Regions from separate parts of the Homo sapiens genome. Here region 1 is linked to region 2. The links are chromatin loops, found by intact Hi-C in ENCODE. Cell type or tissue: ascending aorta. All regions are shown on one strand. Links, peaks and the distances in the headings refer to the core of each region. The heading gives the core; the rest is flanking DNA.

Region 1 (9,458 bases), core at 4,203-6,702, 230 kb after region 2:
CACCTTCGATGTGTCGGTTCTCTCCATTGACGCCGGTGTCTTTGAGGTGAAAGCCACTGCTGGAGATACCCACCTGGGAGGAGAGGACTTCGACAACCGGCTCGTGAACCACTTCATGGAAGAATTCCGGCGGAAGCATGGGAAGGACCTGAGCGGGAACAAGCGTGCCCTGCGCAGGCTGCGCACAGCCTGTGAGCGCGCCAAGCGCACCCCGTCCTCCAGCACCCAGGCCACCCTGGAGATAGACTCCCTGTTCGAGGGCGTGGACTTCTACAAGTCCATCACTCGTGCCCGCTTTGAGGAACTGTGCTCAGACCTCTTCCGCAGCACCCTGGAGCCGGTGGAGAAGGCCCTGCGGGATGCCAAGCTGGACAAGGCCCAGATTCATGACTTCGTCCTGGGGGGAGGGCTCCACTCGCATCCCCAAGGTGCAGAAGTTGCTGCAGGACTTCTTCAACGGCAAGGAGCTGAACAAGAGCATCAACCCTGATGAGGCTGTGGCCTATGGGGCTGCTGTGCAGGCGGCCGTGTTGATGGGGGACAAATGTGAGAAAGTGCAGGATCTCCTGCTGCTGGATGTGGCTCCCCTGTCTCTGGGGCTGGAGACAGCAGGTGGGGTGATGACCACGCTGATCCAGAGGAACGCCACTATCCCCACCAAGCAGACCCAGACTTTCACCACCTACTCGGACAACCAGCCTGGGGTCTTCATCCAGGTGTATGAGGTTGAGAGGGCCATGACCAAGGACAACAACCTGCTGGGGCGTTTTGAACTCATTGGCATCCCTCCTGCCCCACATGGAGTCCCCCAGATAGAGGTGACGTTTGACATTGATGCTAATGGCATCCTGAGCGTGACAGCCACTGACAGGAGCACAGGTAAGGCTAACAAGATCACCAATGACAAGGGCCGGCTGAGCAAGGAGGAGGTGGAGAGGATGGTTCATGAAGCCGAGCAGTACGGGGCTGAGGATGAGGCCCAGAGGGACAGAGTGGCTGCCAAAAACTCGCTGGAGGCCCATGTCTTCCATGTGAAAGGTTCTTTGCAAGAGGAAAGCCTTAGGGACAAGATTCCCGAAGAGGACAGGCGCAAAGTGCAAGACAAGTGTCAGGAAGTCCTTGCCTGGCTGGAGCACAACCAGCTGGCAGAGAAGGAGGAGTATGAGCATCAGAAGAGGGAGCTGGAGCAAATCTGTCGCCCCATCTTCTCCAGGCTCTATGGGGGGCCTGGTGTCCCTGGGGGCAGCAGTTGTAGCGCTCAAGCCCACCAGGGGGACCCCAGCACCGGCCCCATCATTGAGGAGGTTGATTGAATGGCCCTTCGTGATAAGTCAGCTGTGACTGTCAGGGCTATGCTATGGGCCTTCTAGACTGTCTTCTATGATCCTGCCCTTCAGAGATGAAGGGCTTGGGGGGGTCTTCCCTCCAAAGCTAGAACTTTCTTTCCAGGATAACTGAAGTCTTTTGACTTTTTGGGGGGAGGGCGGTTCATCCTCTTCTGCTTCAAATAAAAAGTCATTAATTTATTAAAACTTGTGTGGCACTTTAACATTGCTTTCACCTATATTTTGTGTATTTTGTTACTTGTATGTATGAATTTTGTTATGTAAAATATAGTTATAGACCTAAATAAACTTTTAAAACTCCTTCTTGCTTTTCATTCCAACCAATCAAAGTACAAAAGTACATAAAGGCTTTCAGAAGCAGAAAATGTTGGGGTGGGTGCTGAAGGAGGAATGTGAAGAATATTCCTGAGACCGTGTGCATGATTCCTATAGGGGAAGGCAGGGTTTGGAAAAGAGTTTGAGGCCAATACATTGGAACAGTACTGAAGAGTTAGGGCTGGTAAAGAGGAGAGGATTGAGATATAATGCAGGAAGAGAGAGGGAGAGATGTGGAATTGGAAAAGCAGAGAATGAAGAGAAACTTAAGTACTGGCAGTGTTTCCATGTGTGATCCTATGATTCAAATTCTGTATTTTTGTCATAGGAACCTGGTTGAGTTTGTCAGTCTAGCTGTTTTAATAACACTAACAAATAGTTTACATGCTTATTAGCTGTTTGTAATCATGTCACTTTATCCATTGTTCTTTTAGAGAAAAGACTCTGAGTCCTGGACTCTGGAGGATGGTATATGTCAGAGGAAGTAGATCTGGTGGTACGATTAAAGTTACTATTGACTTTATCTATGTCAGAGAAATAGTATGATCCCATGTGGTTTCTGCCCATGGCATAATGAGGATGTTGGAACAAGACTCTATAGATTTTCAGCCCTGCCACTTTATATACTGTGCAAATTAAACTCTCCAAGCTTCAGTTTCTCCTTCCCTGCAGTGGGGATGATGATGATGATAACAGTACCAACCTCCAGACTGTTGTGAGGGTTCAATTAATTAATATATGTAAGAGGCAAAGAAGAATGTCAGGCGTATAATATACTATCAACAAATATTAGCAATTACTATTAATTGTTAGTTGGGTGATAACTATGTACTAGGTACTTGACATACACAATCTAACTTAATCTTCACAGTAGCATTATGGAATACTATCTTCTTTTTGAAGATGAGCATTATGAGGTTCAAAGAGGTTAAACAATTTATTCAAAGACACAAAGCTATAAAGTGGGGACAGGAAGGCTGGAATGAAGAACCCTGTCCTGCCTGAGTCTAGAGCCTCAGCATGCCACCTTACAAATAGGCCATAACTCCACTTATTACCAGACCTTCCCCTAGATGTTTTGAAATTGGTCATATTATTCCTTTGAAACACAGCTGGATGCTGAGCCCCGTGAGAAAAAGTGTGCATTTTATTGTATACTTGCAGAGACAGAGTCTTGCTCTGTCGCCTAAGCTGGAGTGCAAAGGTGCGATCTCAACTCACTGCAACCTCTGCCTCCCGGGCTCAACCAATTCTCCTGCCTCAGCCTCCCGAGTAGCTGGGATTACAGGTGCCTGCCATCACACCCAGCTAAGTTTTGCATTTTTAGTAGACATGGGGTTTCACCATGTTGGTCAGGCTGGTCTCAGACTCGTGACCTCAGGTGATCTGCCCACCTCAGCCTCCCAAAGTGCTAGGATTACAGGTGTGAGCCACCACGCCTAGCTAGTTGTGTGTTTTTTATAGCAAGTGACGGAATCTGCAAAATATCCTTAGGCACAACTTTACTGCCAGTTGAGTCAATGACAATATAAAAGCAAGGATATTTGCCTTTGCTTTGTTGGTGTAAACAAAATAATCAAAAGGATAACCTTGTGTTAGTTCCCAGTCAATCCAATCCAGAGTATATTTGCCCTGTGCACATTGGGAGATTTATTTTCATCTCAGAAATTATGGGAGAGCTTGGCTAGAACAATGCTACATTATACATTATATTTCTTAGGTTGATTTTTTAAAGACGGAGAGAAGGTTACACTAACAACGCACTTGTCCCTGGCTGTCATTTCACATTTTTAACTGCCCTTTTTTCCTGGCCCTGGCCCAAGTCTTACGCAGCCTGGCTTCACATGGAAGGAACCTGAAAAAAAAAAAAAAAGAGAGAGAGATGGAGTGACACGTACATCCTGCATTACATTCTTCCTTTCCTGAATCTCATCTCAATTCTCAACATTGACCCCCCTCAACCTGTTTGAACTTCTCAAGAGGATTGATGGTACTCACTTTTATATAGTTTCTTAGTATTTTGATAGCATGCCTTTTCTCCTTTTAAAAAACCCAACACACACGGAATATAAGAAGAAAGATTTTTATCGTGTTTAGTTGTGACATCTCAGATCCTCCCATTTGGGTGCAATCTATTTTTCTACAGAGAAATATAAACAAACTTTATTTACTTTTAAATGTCTGTTGATCATTTTGGTTTAGTTTCTTTGGGGACTGTTTCTTGTATACTAGGTATCTAAAAATCCTTATATTGTATGTAGTCTTAGTTTGATTATTGTAATCACAACTATGTCACCCAGTTCCAAAGGGGGGGAAAAAGTTTGAACAAATTAAATCAGAACACATGCCCATTATTAAAAAAATCAATTCTTGGTACAAGCAGTTTCTTGCCCCCTTCCCAGGTCCTACTCCTCACAGGCAACCACTTTCAAGTTGTTGGTTTTTTAAAAGAATTTTTGATTTTGCAATAATTTTAGATGAACAGACAAGTTGCAAAGATACTACATAAAGTTATTACTCTATATCCTTTCTACTTCCCCTAATGTTAAAACCTTACATAACCATGTTATATTTATCAAACCTAAGAAATTGGCATTGGTATAACATTAATGACTTTTTTTTTTTTTTTTGGACACAGGGTCTCACTCTGTACCCCAGCCTGGAGTGCAGTGGCACGATCTCGGCTCACTGCAACCTCTGCCCCCTGGGCTCAAGAGATTCGCCTCAGGCTCCCGGAGTAGCTGGGACTACAGGCGCGAACCCCGGGTACTTGGGAGGCTGAGGCACGAGAACCGCGTGGACCGGGAAGACGGAGGCTGCAGTGAGCCAAGATCGCGCCACAGTACTCCAGCCTGGGGTACAGAGTGAGAACCTGTCTCAAAAAAAAAAAAAAAAAAGCTGGGGAGCGGGGCAAGGCGGTGGAGAATCTGATCCTTACCAAAGTTTGACACTACTGCGTTAGCGTTAAAAAAAAAACCCAGCTAAGACTGTAGAGCAAATTAAAGGATCCTGTGTTGAGGGCGTTCTCTTGTTTAGTCAAAGGAGATGGTATCTGCCTGCCTTAGTGTGCTTGACGCACAGAAAGGGCTCAACACATTGTTGTTGAATAAAAGAATGGATAAATTGACACTGGGAAGTTGGAGTCCAAAGTTAAACTTAGTCTCAACTGCTCCCTGTTTTCATAGACCAGACTCCAGCCTACAATACAGGAAAAATAGATTTAGTTCTATATGTGCAGAGAAGCACAAATAATTTTCGTAAATGTAGATACCCAGGATAAAACGCAGTGTTGACCGATCGAAAAGTCTTTCTCTAAGAATTCAAACATAATTGCTGGTTGGTTCAAATCAGGAGGAAAAGTAAGGATGGAAAACATACGTTGTCAAAAGTGGGATTCGAACCCACGCCTCCAGCGGAGGGTGCGATTTGAACGCAGCGCCTTAAGACTGCTCGGCCATCCTGACACACGTTTTGCTAAACTTCCTAATTTCTCCTAATTTTATCATATACTGATGGTGCACGCTATCAGGTCACATTAATGTGTCTATTTACTGTTTCAAATAAAATTGTAACTCTCTCTAGACCTTGTCGCAAAGCGGGAAAAATGAAACAGCCTCCGACAGCTCTTTCCTCTTTCCTCACTACCCAAACTAAACCTTAAGGCTCCATTTTCCCTGGCGACTCTTCGAGCGCCCCTCTGCTTCTGTAGAGGGGTCGAGCCATGTCAAGGTAGACCCTGTGTCGGCCCGTCTCCCTCGGATCCTCCGCACCAATCACTGTTGCTGAATCCGACACCCGGCGGATCCAGTGCGGAGTCTCGAACAGCTGCGGAGCTGGGAGCTACGGGACATGAGGAGTGCGGGGGGGAAGAGAAGACGGCGGAGGAAAATCCCCCGGCGGTGCTCAACTGCGGCTTTCTCTCTCGGCTGTGAGCCGGCTCCGCCCTCCGGCTTCCAGAGCAAGTGGCTTCTGCGTTCACCGCCCCCCGCCGTTTGTGGGGCGGGGCCGATTCATAAGAATCGGTTCTCACCAATGGAGGGCTTAGCATGTTTAACCTCAGGATCATAAACAAAAGACACTGCTAGAACGGTCGGGAAAGTCATACGCTTTGCTTATCTTATATATAGATTTCTAAAATTCCAAACCGGGGACGCGTTGGTGGTGTAGTGGTGAGCACAGCTGCCTTTCAAGCAGTTAACGCGGGTTCGATTCCCGGGTAACGAAACGTTTTTGTCTTTCCTTCTACGAAAAACTTTTCTGAGCCGGAGCCTCCAGCGCGCTGTGTATTCGTTTTACGCCTCAACGAAACTGCAGCAATACCTCACTTTCCGTACTCGCTTCCTGTCTTTCCCCTGGCCTCTTTCTAAACCCAGGCTTTTTTTGAAGGGATTAAATTCTGATGGTTCTTTCCTCCCTTCCTTCCTTTGTAAACTTCCAACTCTTGAGGAATCTTTGGGATCATTTCAATCCTGGGATGAGTCTTAGCTTCAGAAAGGGGCTCTTGTGTCTTCACTTGCGAGGTTCATTCGCTAGCCTCTACAAATCATCACTTAAGCCCCTAATTATTCCCGGCCGAGGTCCTAGGCTAAGGTCCCGGGCCAAGCTTTCTAATTAGTCCCAGGCCAAGGTCCCAGGCCAACCTAAATCACGCATTCTCCAAAACAGCCGGCAAACTAAGCACATTCCTTCCCGTTTCCAGTCCATAAACCCCCCCCCCCAAGTGGCCTCATAGTAAGCAACTCATTCGGGCCCCCTCTCTGCTGGCAAAAAGCTCAGATGTACTGGACTGTGCATTTGATTTGGAACTGAGTTACATGGGAGAGAAGCAGGGATTCAGTTTGGCTGGGAATCAAACTCTTTTGATAATTTCCTAATAAACTGATAGTCATTAGATGACTTGTAGTCTCGATAAGTTGAAACTTTTTCCTAACATGCTGTTTATGATACTGAGTTCTTTGTCACCGGTTGAACTAACAGCAATTGTATTCACAAATTTTCCAGCCTTTAAAATACTGTCTGAGGGTTTTATGTATCCGTTATCTTTTATTATACAAAAGTCATTTATTGGAATGACATATATAATTAGATTGACCCTAACCATTCAGGCTGGATGAGGCAACACAGTGTGAAGATTAAGTGCATGGGCTCTGTTGTGCTTCCTGTGTTTGAATCTTGGCTCTCTTTGTCTCCATTTCCTCCTGTAAAAGAGGATAATGATGATAATTTTAATTCTTCAATGGGTTAATATATAAACATATATTACAAATGTATAAACATTGCCAGGAGGGTCCATTGTTAATGCCTGTAGTGGGATGATGTTTGAGATTTTAAGTCTCATTCCCTAAAATGGAGGTGAAATTCAACAGGGATGGGAAGAAAGAACATCTGCACCTCAGCCACCCTTTAGCTCCAAACCTCCCTTATGCTCTCATCTGCCCCACAGCCTCCATCCTGTAACAAGAGGACCAGCTGTGCCAGTGGAGGCCACAGCATCTAGCTTATGCCTCCAATGTAACCTGTTACTGCCCACCTGTTCTCCCTGATATTCTCTGACTCTTAGTACTAAGGTCCCACAGAGGCTGCAGTGCCCACAGGCAAGAAGAACCAAAGGGTAGTACTGACTGGTAGTGGCTAGCCACAGCTGTGTGGGGCCAGATTGACACTGCGCAATCGCTAAGTGGATCAGTGTTCAGGCTGCCCTGTCTTGGGAGACATATAGGGACAGGGACCTATAACCAACACCTGCCATAGGCTGGCTTCAGTTAGCCCTTCACGTTGGGATTCACTGAGTGGTTTTTCTGGAAGTGGCCACCTAGAGTTCCCTGTGGCCAGCCAAGGTATGGGGGCTGGCTTTTTGGGATGTCTAGGGAAAGCCAAAAGCAAAACCCAGAAGATAATTCTTTTTGTGGAGGAGTTAACAGATATAGCACTGACCAATCAGAATAGCCACTGGCTATACATTTCCCCATTATAACAGGATTCACTGCATTCCATAAATTTTGTTTTTTTAAATTTCCAAATATATGAAGGCTTTTAAAAGTTATTTTTTGTTATTGATTTCTGAGTTAAATTCCTTATGTTCAGAAAATGTGCTTCATATAGTACTGATTCCATGACATATGTTGAAGCTTACTGGCCTTAGCCAGGTGCGGTGGCTCAAGCCTGTAATCCCAGCACTTTGAGAGGCCGAGATGGGTGGATCACTTGAGATCAGGAGTTCAAGACCAGCCTGACCAACATGGTGAACCCATCTCTACTAAAAATAAAAAATAAATAAATGAAAAATATTAGCCAGGTGTGGTGGCACACGCACCTGTAATCCCAGCTACTTAGGAGGCTGAGGCAGGAGAATCACTTGCACCCAGGAGGCGGAGGTTGCAGTGAGCTGAGATAGTGCCATCATACTCCAGCCTGGGTGACAGAGCAAGTCTCCATCTCAAAAAAAAATAAATAAATAAATAAAAGAAACTTATCAGCCTCATATAAAGTCAGTTTTCATAATATCCCATGTGAGTTTGAGAAGAATGTACAACTAATAATTATTGATTGCAGTTCTATATATATATATCTGTTAAATTGAGCTTGTTAATTGCATTCATATGCTTAATAAAAGTAAATAAGAAAAAGAGACACACGCTTAATAATTTTTTTCTGTTTGATCTAGTAAGGGTTGAAGTATGCGGAATTCTCTCACTGTGGCGACGGATTTGTTCATTTTCCCTTGTAGGCCTAATTCTTGCTTTCATATTTTAATGCCATTTTATCTGTTATATATTCATCAGTAGTTTAATCTTTTATTATATGATGACCATCTTCATCCCTAATGATGCATTATTTCTTAAACTTTATTTTGTCTGATATTGTATAGCTATATGCCAACTTTCTTTTTGTTAGAATATTCCTGGCATTCCCTTTTCCATTTAGTCTTTCTGTTTCTTTACATTTTAATGTCATTCTTCTAAACAGAATAAAACTGATCTTAAAAATTCACTTTATCTTTTAACTGGAAGGTTTTGTTCAGTTGCATTATTATAATTACTGTTATAGGCCGGGTCATGGTGGCTTACACCTGTAATCCCAGCACTTTGGGAGGCTGAGGCAGGTGGATCACTTGAGGTCAGGAGTTCAAGACCAGCCTGGCCAACATAGTGAAACCGCATCTCTACTAAAAATTAGGTGGGTGTGGCGGCATGCACCTGTAGTCCCCAGGAGGCTGAGGTGGGAGAATCGCTTGAACCGGGAAGGTGGAGATTGCAGTGAGCCAAGATGCTACCACTGCACTCCAGCCTGGGTGACAGAGACTCTGTCCACCCACCCTCCAAAAAAAAATAGCTGATATATTTGAATTTATTTCACCACCTCGTTTTGTACTTTTGACCTCAATTATTCTTTTATTTTTATTTTTTTTTAATTGATCATTCTTGGGTGTTTCTCACAGAGGGGGATTTGGCAGGGTCATAGGACAATGGTGGAGGGAGGGTCAGCAGATAAACAAGTGAACAAAGGTCTCTGGTTTTCCTAGGCAGAGGACCCTGCGGCCTTCCGCAGTGTTTGTGTCCCTGGGTACTTGAGATTAGGGAGTGGCGATGACTCTTAACGAGCATGCTGCCTTCAAGCATCTGTTTAACAAAGCACATCTTCCACTGCCCTTAATCCATTTAACCCTGAGTGGACACAGCACATGTTTCAGAGAGCACAGGGTTGGGGGTAAGGTCATACATAGATCAACAGCATCCCAAGGCAGAAGAATTTTTCTTAGTACAGAACAAAATGGAGTTTCCCATGTCTACTTCTTTC
Region 2 (9,458 bases), core at 3,586-6,085:
CACCACCACGGTGGGCCCTGTAATCCCACTTACTCGGAAGGCTGAGGCAGGAGAATGGCTTGAGCCCGGGACGCAGAGGTTGCAGTGAGCCAAGATCTCACAACTGCACTCCAGCCTGGGCAACAGAGCGAGACTCTATTAAAAAAAAAAAAAGGGCCATATAGTAAATGTAAATGAATTAACTATTAACTCACACAACCTACTTAAACAAGACTAGAATAAACAACTTTTAGGAACCAACTCCAGTTGATTTCACCACCTAACAGGAGCAAGATCTTAGGTGGGTCATTTTGTTTAAGGATGACTTGAAATTTTACAATGCCACTGTAGTCCCCACATATAAAAACTCTTCAATAATTTTTTCTTATCAACTAGAAGTTGGGGAAAATATAGTGAGAAATAAAATGATATGGCTTCTCACACATATGAAGGCCCAGATCATGCCTAAATTTCTCATCTGTCTTTGCCGTGAGAGATTCCTTAATCCACAACACTCTACTCAGATAGGACAGAGAATCCCAGGACACTCCCCAGGCCACAGGATAAAAAACACTACCTGTCTTCTATCTGGCACCAACAGACTAATATCTAGCTATATACAGGATTGACTTTAAAGTTGATTAAGGAATATTTTAATTCATTCAAGAAAATAAAATTTAGAAATTATATGCTTAGTCTACACAAGTTTAACTTACTTTAGTTACTTAGTGAATTTTGAATTGGCTCCAATTAGTGGTCAGCAGAATACTTTGGTGTAGAAACCAAATAAATCAAGCTATTATTACCTTGATAGTACAAACAATGTTTGTAAAGTGCCAGTTTTATATTTAAGTAAACAAAATCTGCTTTGAAGTAGGGAGGCTGCATCTTTCAACTGCCTGTGCTAGTTAAGTGAATGTTTAATCCTGCTGGGCCAAGCTCACTAGAGAGTCACCCCTCACTTTAAAGCCAAGACTGCTGCTGTCACTGCTATGGTAAGTCACAGCCAGCCAGCCTGCTGGCAAAAGGTGATACCACCAGCATTATAAATAAACAGGCCTGGTCGTGAGGTAGCTACACAGTTTTAAAGATGCTGTTAATGGCCGGACGCGGCGGCTCAAGCCTGTAATCCCAGCACTTTGGGGGGCTGAGGTGGGTGGATCACCTGAGGTCAGGAGTTTGAGACTAGCCTGACCAACATAGAGAAACCCAGTCTCTACTAAAAATACAAAAACTAGCTGGGTGTGGTGGCGCATTCTTGTAATCCCAGCTCCTCGGGAGGCTGAGGCAGGAGAATCGCTTGAACTCGGGAGGCGGAGGTTGCAGTGAGCGGAGATCGCGCCATTGCACTCCAGCCTGGGCAACAAGAGCGAAAGTCCGTCTCAAAAAAAAAAAAAAAAAGAAAAAAAAAGAAGATATCTTCCACTGCAGCAAAGGCTACAACACATTCACCATAGGTAGCCTCTTTGTCCCCAATACAACTCAAGGCCCAATTTGCCTTCTTGACACAAGGTGTTTCAATGGTGTTGAAGAGAAATTCCCTTTCTTTGGCATCTTTTATGTAAGTGTCAATAAGGAGACTATACATTTCAGAATGTGTGTTTTCCATGGCAATTTGGAAGTCATAGAAACAGCGGGCTTCTGTAATCTGAACTTCTTGGCTAAATCGCTCCACCAAGTTTTCATTTACTATGCCATCACTTGCTGCAAAGAAAGCCAGAACACGGGATATAAAATCACTCTCCTCGGTCTCCTCGGTTTAAGGAAGCCTCCGCCTTCTTATACATCTGCCAAATATCATGGTACTCGTTGGGGAAGATGATAAAGTGGCGGGGTCTTCTCTCAGCAGTGGTTCATCCTCCACGCCAGGAGCAGCTATTTTAGTTTTCGGCTCCGCTGGTTCCTGGAAGATCCTCCTCGCCGCCTTGCTGGCCAGGATGCGAGTTCCGCTCAGGGTCGAGGGCGTGTTCTCCTTGTTGGCCAGACTGAGAACCTTCAGCAGCAAGAGCTGCTGTTGCTGTGGGTCAGCGATGGAAGTGATCCGGACGCGGACCGAGAGCATGGTGGTGGCGCGGGAGAAGTTTTTGAAAATAGCAATGAAAACCCCCAGAATTTATGGGAAACAGCAAAAACAGCTATGAGGGAAAGGTTTATAGCATTAAATACCTATATAAGTAAAAATAAATAACAATCCAACTCAAAATATTATACACAAAACCCAGGGTAAACCGAATGACACAAAAATAAGAAATTAGTAAAAATAAAGGCAGAAGTTAATGGGTTTGAAAACAACAACAATAACAATAACAATGGTAGCATTATATTAATTAAAGAATCCAAAACTGTTTCTTTGTAAAAATAATTTTGATAATTTCCTAGCTAAGGAAAGCACAAATCCATGAAACTGGAAATAAAGTGACACAAAAGAAGAAATTTGAAAAATATTCTTGTAAAAATATTTTAAAATCTACATTAAATGGATTTTTTTAGAAAATCCAATTTAACAAAATTTGCCCCTATAGAGACAGCAAATTTAAACCGGCCAAGTAACATAAAATAATCATAGAAACTAGTTAAGGAGTTCCCCTACAAAACAAAGCAGGCCCAGATCGTTTTACAGATGATTCTACCAAACTTTAAAAAACAAATCTTTAATTTTTAAAACTATTTTAGACTATGACAAAAAAGGGAAAACCCCCAAAATCATCTTGCAAAGTAAGTATAACATTGATTTCCAAACCTCAATTTTAGAATCGTGACAAAGACTGTAACAAAAAAAACCATTATAGATCAATTTCACTTTTGTATTAATATTGATACATATATATAAAACATTAGCAAAGTGAATCCAACAGCATGTTAAAAAATATTTATCATGACCAACTGGATAATATTCCAAAAATGCAAGAACATATAATATTAGGAAATCTATTAATATAATCCACCATATTAATTGATCTAAGGTGGAAAAAATGTTTGATTATCCCCATAGATGCAAATTGATAAATTTTACATAATAACAAAAAAAAGTAAAAAGACTAATGGGAAAAGAAATTTATAAATTACATTACAAAGGAGTAATATATTTGATTCAGGAAAAACTTCTAAAAATAGGGAAGAAAAAGACTAATAGCTCTGTAAAAAACTGGGCTAGAAAATGGGGCCAGCCTGATCTGTCCTAAAAATTTATTTTAGGCCGGGTGTGGTGTTTCATGCCTGTAATCCCAGCACTTTGGGAGGCTGAGATGGGCGGATCACCTGAGGTCAGGAGTTCGAGACCAGCCTGGCCAACATGGGAAACCCTTTCTCTACTAAAAATACAAAAAGTAGCTGGGCATGGTGGCATATACCTGTAATCCCAGCTACTTGGGAGGCTGAGGCAGGAGAATTGCTTGAGCCTGGGAGGTGGAGTTTGCAGTGAGCCAAGATCGTGTCATTGCACTCCAGCTTGGGCAACAAGACTGAAACACTGTCAAAAAAAAAAAAAAAAAAAAGATGGAATAGTTTTGTCAGTACATGAAAATGTGAGGGGGCCAGGTGTGGTGGCTCACACCTGTAATCCCAGCACTTTGGGAGGCCGAGGCGGTCTGATCACGAGGTCAGGAGTTCAAGACCAGCCTGGCCAAGATGGTGAAACCCCGTCTCTACTAAAACAGCAAAAATTAGCCAGGTGCAGTGGCAGACGGCTGTAATCCCAGCTACTCGGGAGCCTGAGGCAGGAGAATCGCTTGAACGCAGGCGGCAGAGGTTGCAGTGAGCTGAGATCTCGCCACTGCCCTCCAGCCTGGGTGACAGAGTGAGACTCAGTCTCAAAAAAAAAAAAAAAAAAAAAAAAAAAAAAGAAAGTGTGAGGGACTCTTAGTGGTTGTCTGTTTGTATGTATACTCCTCAGTAAAAGAGGGTTGTTTTGTGTATGTGTGTGTGTTTTTGTTTTTTTGTTTGTTTTTTGAGACGGAGTCTCGCTCTGTTGCCAGGCTGGAGTGCAGTGGCTCCATCTTGGCTCACTGCAACCTCCGTCTTCCGGGTTCAAGTGATTTTCCTGCCTCAGAGTCCCAAGCAGCTGGGACTACAGGTGCGCACCACCACGCCCAGCTAATTTTTGTATTTTTAGTAGAGACGGGGTTTCACCAGGTAGGCCAGGATGGTCTCGATCTCTTAACCTCGTGATCTGCCCGCCTCGGCCTCCCAAAGTGCTGGGCCTGGCCAAGTGTGCTTTTTTGTTTGTTTTTCATTACAAAAAGAAGAAGGGGCCAGGCACGGTGGCTCACGCCTGTAATCCCAGCACTTTGGGAGGCCGAGGCGGATGGATCACCTGAAGTCAGGAGTTTGAGACCAGCCTGACCAACATGGAGAAACCTCGTCTCTACTAAAAATACAAAAATTAGCTGGGCTTGGTGGCGCGCGCCTGTAATCCCAGCTACTCGGGAAGCTGAGGCAGGAGAATCACTTGAACCCAGAAGGCAGAAGTTGCAGTGAGCTGAGATCGAGCCACTGCACTCCAGACTGGGCGACAGAGCAAGACCATCTCAAAAAAAAAGAAAAAGAAAAAGGAAGCTGAGCTACAGATTAAACAAACATTTCATAGAGAAGGAAATACCATGGCCGGCTGCGGTGCTTATGCCTGTAATCCCAGCACTTCAGGAGGATCACTTGAGGTCAGAACTTCCAGACTAGCTGGGCAACATAAATGAGACCTCATCTCTACTAAAAATCAAGTGATTACCTTTAGGGAGAGAGAAGGAGTGATATGGAAGGTGTGGAGGTAGATGATAAACTTATTTAAATATGCCTTGTTTTATAGCGTTTATTTTGAAACCCAAGTATTTTACATAGTTATAAAACAAAATTTTAAAAATTTCTAAAATAAATAAATAAATTCTCTTCATTTTTACAACAAAAAGATTTTTAAAGAAGAGATAGTTGGCTATAATACAAAAGCTATATAAACAGTTAATACCTCTGCTTCCTCTCAACTTGACACAGATCATATTGTTTTCTTTCTTGAGATTAAGTCTCCCTCTAGTGGAGACTAGTTTTACAACTAATCCCCAACACCCAGCACCACAAAGGAAAATATCCTTTGCCTATTTCCTCCTGCTGCTGTAAAATTGTATATTTTAGGTATCAGAGTCTTGAGAAGGAGGACGTGGTAGAAGATACTGAGCAATGGGATAGTAAAGAGCTGGGGACAGAGTTAAGTTTTATAAGGAATTAGGGATATGAGAAGCTCTAAGAGCCAAGATTTGGGTTATTCAACTCAGAATGGGCAAGGAACCTCAGCTTCATGATGGTAAAAAATTCCACCACCTCTGCCCAGAAAAAGGTGATTCACATCCTGATATCACTGTGTACTCAGGGAAATAGCTCCCCACAAGGCATTGCATTAGGGAGAAACTATGGTGAGGAACAGCGATGAGCAGGACATGAAGAGTGATGGTCCTAAGCCAGATATGATGTCATGAGGGTGAACTCCAGGACCTCCTGTCCTTCAGGACGATCCCACAGTCTCACTAACCACTGAGGGCAGATGCAGAAAAGCTTTGCCTTCCCAGAGACTGATCAGGGGAAAAGGTACTGGCACAGCCTCTTCAGTTCCTGGCAGGGACGGGCAGAGACTAGCCCACATTGAAAGTGGCCCCTTGGGGGATTATGGGAGGATCCTTGTGTCCTGGGCTACCCTAGGTCTCATCTGATCTTGCACAGTGAAAGCTACTCATGGAAGAACTCCCTTAGCAGGGAAGCCGTTAGAGTGAAATCTTTCCTAACATTGACTCTGGTTTGTGGAAGTATATGACATTTTTCTCCATTCTCTGTAGCACTGTGGTCTTACCCTCTGAAGAGAATGTTTGTTGGTTGCCACCTCAGCATGTATCTTCCACCCCCTTTACAATTTTTGATAAGAACACAAAAAGAAATGAAGACTAAAAATGGCCCAGTTTCCTAAGATTGTTTTCTGATCCTATAAAATCTAATTCCTTAATGCAGCTCTGTGGTCCTGCTCTTTTGCATACCTAGCTTGAGAATGCTGTCTAGGAAGGGACTCATTTGAAGAATTATTATTTCTGCCAATTCCCACATCTTTCTTTCTCTTGCCTTCACTTCCTCCTTTAAGAGGTGAATTTTCAGACACATTAAAATTCTGGAGGAAAAAAGTGGGCTAATTAGGTGTGGTGACCCTTCCTGGATGCAAAATGTAGCATAATTCTCTAGGAATCCATCAACAAAGAAGATAGGCCATTGAGGAAGATATCTCTCTCCCCAAACATATTGGTTGCTAAAGGCCAGCCCCCAGACCATGATTCCTAAAGTAACAAAAGGTAATGTGAAAAATAATGGAATGTTATTTAGACTTGAAAAGGCAGGAAATTCTGACACATGCCAGAACATGGATGAAACTTGAGGACATTATGCTCAGTGAAATAAGCTAGTCATGAAAGGACAAATGCTGTATGATTCCACTGATATCAGGTACTTTGAGTAGCCAAATCATAGAACAGAAATTAGAAGAGTGGCTGCCAGGAGCTGAGGGGAGGGGTGATCGGGAGTTATTGCTTAATGAGTACAGAATTACAGTTTTGCAAAATGAAAAGAGTTCTGGAAATGGATAACGGTGATGGTTGCAAAACAATATGAATGTATTTAATACCACTGAGCTGTACACTCACAAATGGTTAGGATGATAAATTTTATGTTATATAATGTTACCACAATAAAAAAAATTGGGAAAAAAAGCAATATGACACTTACTGAGGACTGCCAAGGAGTAATGAAAGGAGATACCAGTGACTGATGCCAGGATGAGATCTTGTGTCTCTCTTTTTTTTTTTTTTTTTGAGACAGAGTTTTGCTCTGTTGCCCAGGCTGGAGTGCAGTGCCATGATCTCAGGTCACTGCAACCTCTGCCTCCTGGGTTCAAGCAATTCTCATGCCTCAACCTCCCGAGTAGCTGAGATTACAGGTGTGCACCACCATGCCCAGCTAATTTTTGTATTTTAGTAGAGATGGGGTTTCACCATGTTGGCCAGGCTGGTCTTGAACTCCTGACCTCAAGTGATCTGCCCGCCTCGACCTCCCAAACTACTCTAAATTTTACCCTCTCCCTTGTCTTTTGTCAGAAATCTTGCACAGAGTAATTTCCTAAAAAGTCTAGATCAAATTAAAAAACTAAAAAAAGAAGCTGGACTACAGTCTATCTAGATCAGTGTTGGTAGTCGCATCATCATTATAGTAGTGATTAAATTAAAATGTAACCAAAAAGGTTTAACTTATTTTTGCAACAACCAAATGTAAAACTAGAATAATAATAGCACATTTTGCATATGAAAAAATTGAAGCTTAGGAAAGTTAAGTAACTTCTCCAAGAACACACAGTAAGTTGTAGAACCAGTTACCAAACTCAGGTAGTCTGGCAAACCCCCACACCAGCCTGTTCCCAAAAGTCCAGACCCTGAAATCTGAAATCTCTAGCCTTCATCTAATTTGATTGGTTAAACAAATTGAATAAATTTATTTCCTACGGGAATGCTCAGATGTTTAATTTCTTTTCTTTTTTTTGAGACGGAGTTTTGCTCTTGTTACCCAGGCTGGAGTGCAGCCTTGTTACCCAGGCTGGAGTACTCGGCTCACCGCAACCTCCGCCTCCCAGGTTCAAGCGATTCTCCTGCCTCAGCCTCCCTAGTAGCTGGGATTACAGGCATGTGCCACCACACCCAGCTAATTTTGTATTTTTAGTAGAGACGGGGTTTCTCCATGTTGGTCAGGCTGGTCTCAAACTCCTGACCTCATGTGATCCACCCGCCTCGGCTTCCCAAAGTGCTGGGATTGCAGGCGTGAGCCACCGCGCCCGGCCTGTTTAATTTCCTAATGTTTACTGAGACTCTTCAAGAGTGGGAGAGGGATATAATATACAGCATTTCCTCAGTTTATTTAGCCACTGAATTTATTTTTTGTAAGCATCTCAAGGAACTTGAGCCCAAATTTTGCAAAACTGCATGTAATATACAATGTTGCTTTTGTTTGCCTTTTCCAGCTACTGTAAGAGAATATTTAAATTATTTTATCTCACTTAGAAACATTTTTAAATTGAGATATTGAGAACTTGATTTGCCCAAGGTCATAATCAGTTAATATTGGAATCAGAATGAGAATCTAGGTCTGGCCACAATTTCAGGTGTCTTCTTTTAAAGTTATTTATTTTTAAACACTTTTTTTTTTTTTGATACAGGATCTCACTCTGTCACCCAGGCTGGAGTGCAGTGGCAAGATCGAAGCTCATTATAGCCTCGACCTCCCCAGGCTCAGGTGATCCTCCAATCTCAGCCTCCCGAGCAGCTAGGCCCACAGGCTTGCACCACCATGCCCAGCTAATTTTTGTATTTTTTATAGAGACAGGGTTTCACCATGTCGCCCAGGCTTGTCTCGAACTCCTGGGCTCAAGTGATCTGCTTGACTCGGCCTCCCAAAGTGCTGGGATTACAGGCATGAGCCACCACTCCCAGCCTAAAGTTATTTTTTTAATTAGAGAAGGAATACTAGCAGATTTCATTGTAGCAAATCGAACAATACCAAGCAGTTACCTAGGTGAACTAAGTAAACCCCCATAGCACTAAGTCCTGGTTATCTATTTCTGTATAACCACTTTGAAATTTAATGGCTGTGGCAGGTTGTATTTTTCTTTTCTTTTTTTTTTTTTAAGAGGGAGTTTCCCTCTTGTTGCCCAGGCTGGAGTGCAGTGGTGCAATCTCGGCTCACTGCAACCTCCACCTCCTGGGTTCAGGCGATTCTCCTGCCTCAGCCTCCCAAGTAGCTGGGAGCCACGTTAGCTGCGCCACCACACCCAGCTAATTTTGTATTTTTAGTAGAGATGGGGTTTCTCCATGTTGGTCAGGCTGGTCTTGAACTCCTGACCTCAGGTGATCCGCCTGCCTCGGCCTCCCAAAGTGCTGGGATTACAGGCGTGAGCTATGGCGCCCAGCCAGGTTGTACTTTTTTCAAGAGAGTTGTAACAAGATATTCCACACCACATGCTCTTCTTTAGTGTGACACTCCTCCCATTAAGAGGTGGAGTCTGTATTCCTTCCTCTTGAACTTGGGTGGGCCTGTAGGTAAGGTGGAAGTGATGCAAGGTCAAAAAAGGTTATACATCTTCCACTTGATTGTCTTAGGAGTCACTCAGAATCCAGCCACCTTGGATATGAGGAAGCAGAGCAACCTCATGGAGAAACCACGTAGGTGTTCCTGCTGACAATCCTAGCCGAGATCCCAGCCAACAGCCAGCATAACCTCAGACATATGTTGAAGTAAATTAAAATGGAGACCAGGCCTGAAGAATCTCTGAGCAGACAAAACCAGTTAGGCCTCATAAGTGACCTCAACCTTGATTTACAAACACAAGGGAAACTTATGTTGAGCCATTTCTTGTAAATGCCTGTATTAAAGAAAAACAAAACTTAAGCTCAACCAATTGGAAGTAGCCAAAA

The links. Hi-C counts contacts between places; a loop is a spot of excess contacts. Peaks named below come from ENCODE experiments on the same cell type or tissue, not always from the same donor. Only the 100,000 strongest peaks of a DNase experiment are listed, where the experiment ranks them.
Region 1: a loop joins it to region 2, with 10 times the contacts of the local background. A loop is called at or near these places in 5 of 110 quality-filtered maps.

The regions. Positions count from the first base shown.
Region 1 is chr1:161,606,905-161,616,362 of GRCh38, forward strand. It overlaps TRL-CAA6-1 (tRNA-Leu (anticodon CAA) 6-1), which reads right to left and starts at 5,125; the gene lies at 5,042-5,125. It also overlaps the pseudogene HSPA7. RefSeq lists enhancers at 4,882-5,576, 5,577-6,270, 6,015-6,064. In ascending aorta, for the core only: no CTCF peak of the experiment used is centred there; a DNase peak (open chromatin) is centred at 5,627; H3K4me3 peaks cover 1,756 bases; H3K27ac peaks cover 1,850 bases.
Region 2 is chr1:161,377,319-161,386,776 of GRCh38, forward strand. It overlaps LOC124904443 (a long non-coding RNA gene), which reads left to right and starts at 8,082. Exons shown (of 2, transcript XR_007066693.1): 1 at 8,082-8,280; 2 at 9,144-9,458. It also overlaps the pseudogene RRM2P2. In ascending aorta, for the core only: a CTCF peak has its summit at 5,015 (motif pointing left); a DNase peak (open chromatin) is centred at 5,493; H3K27ac peaks cover 1,092 bases.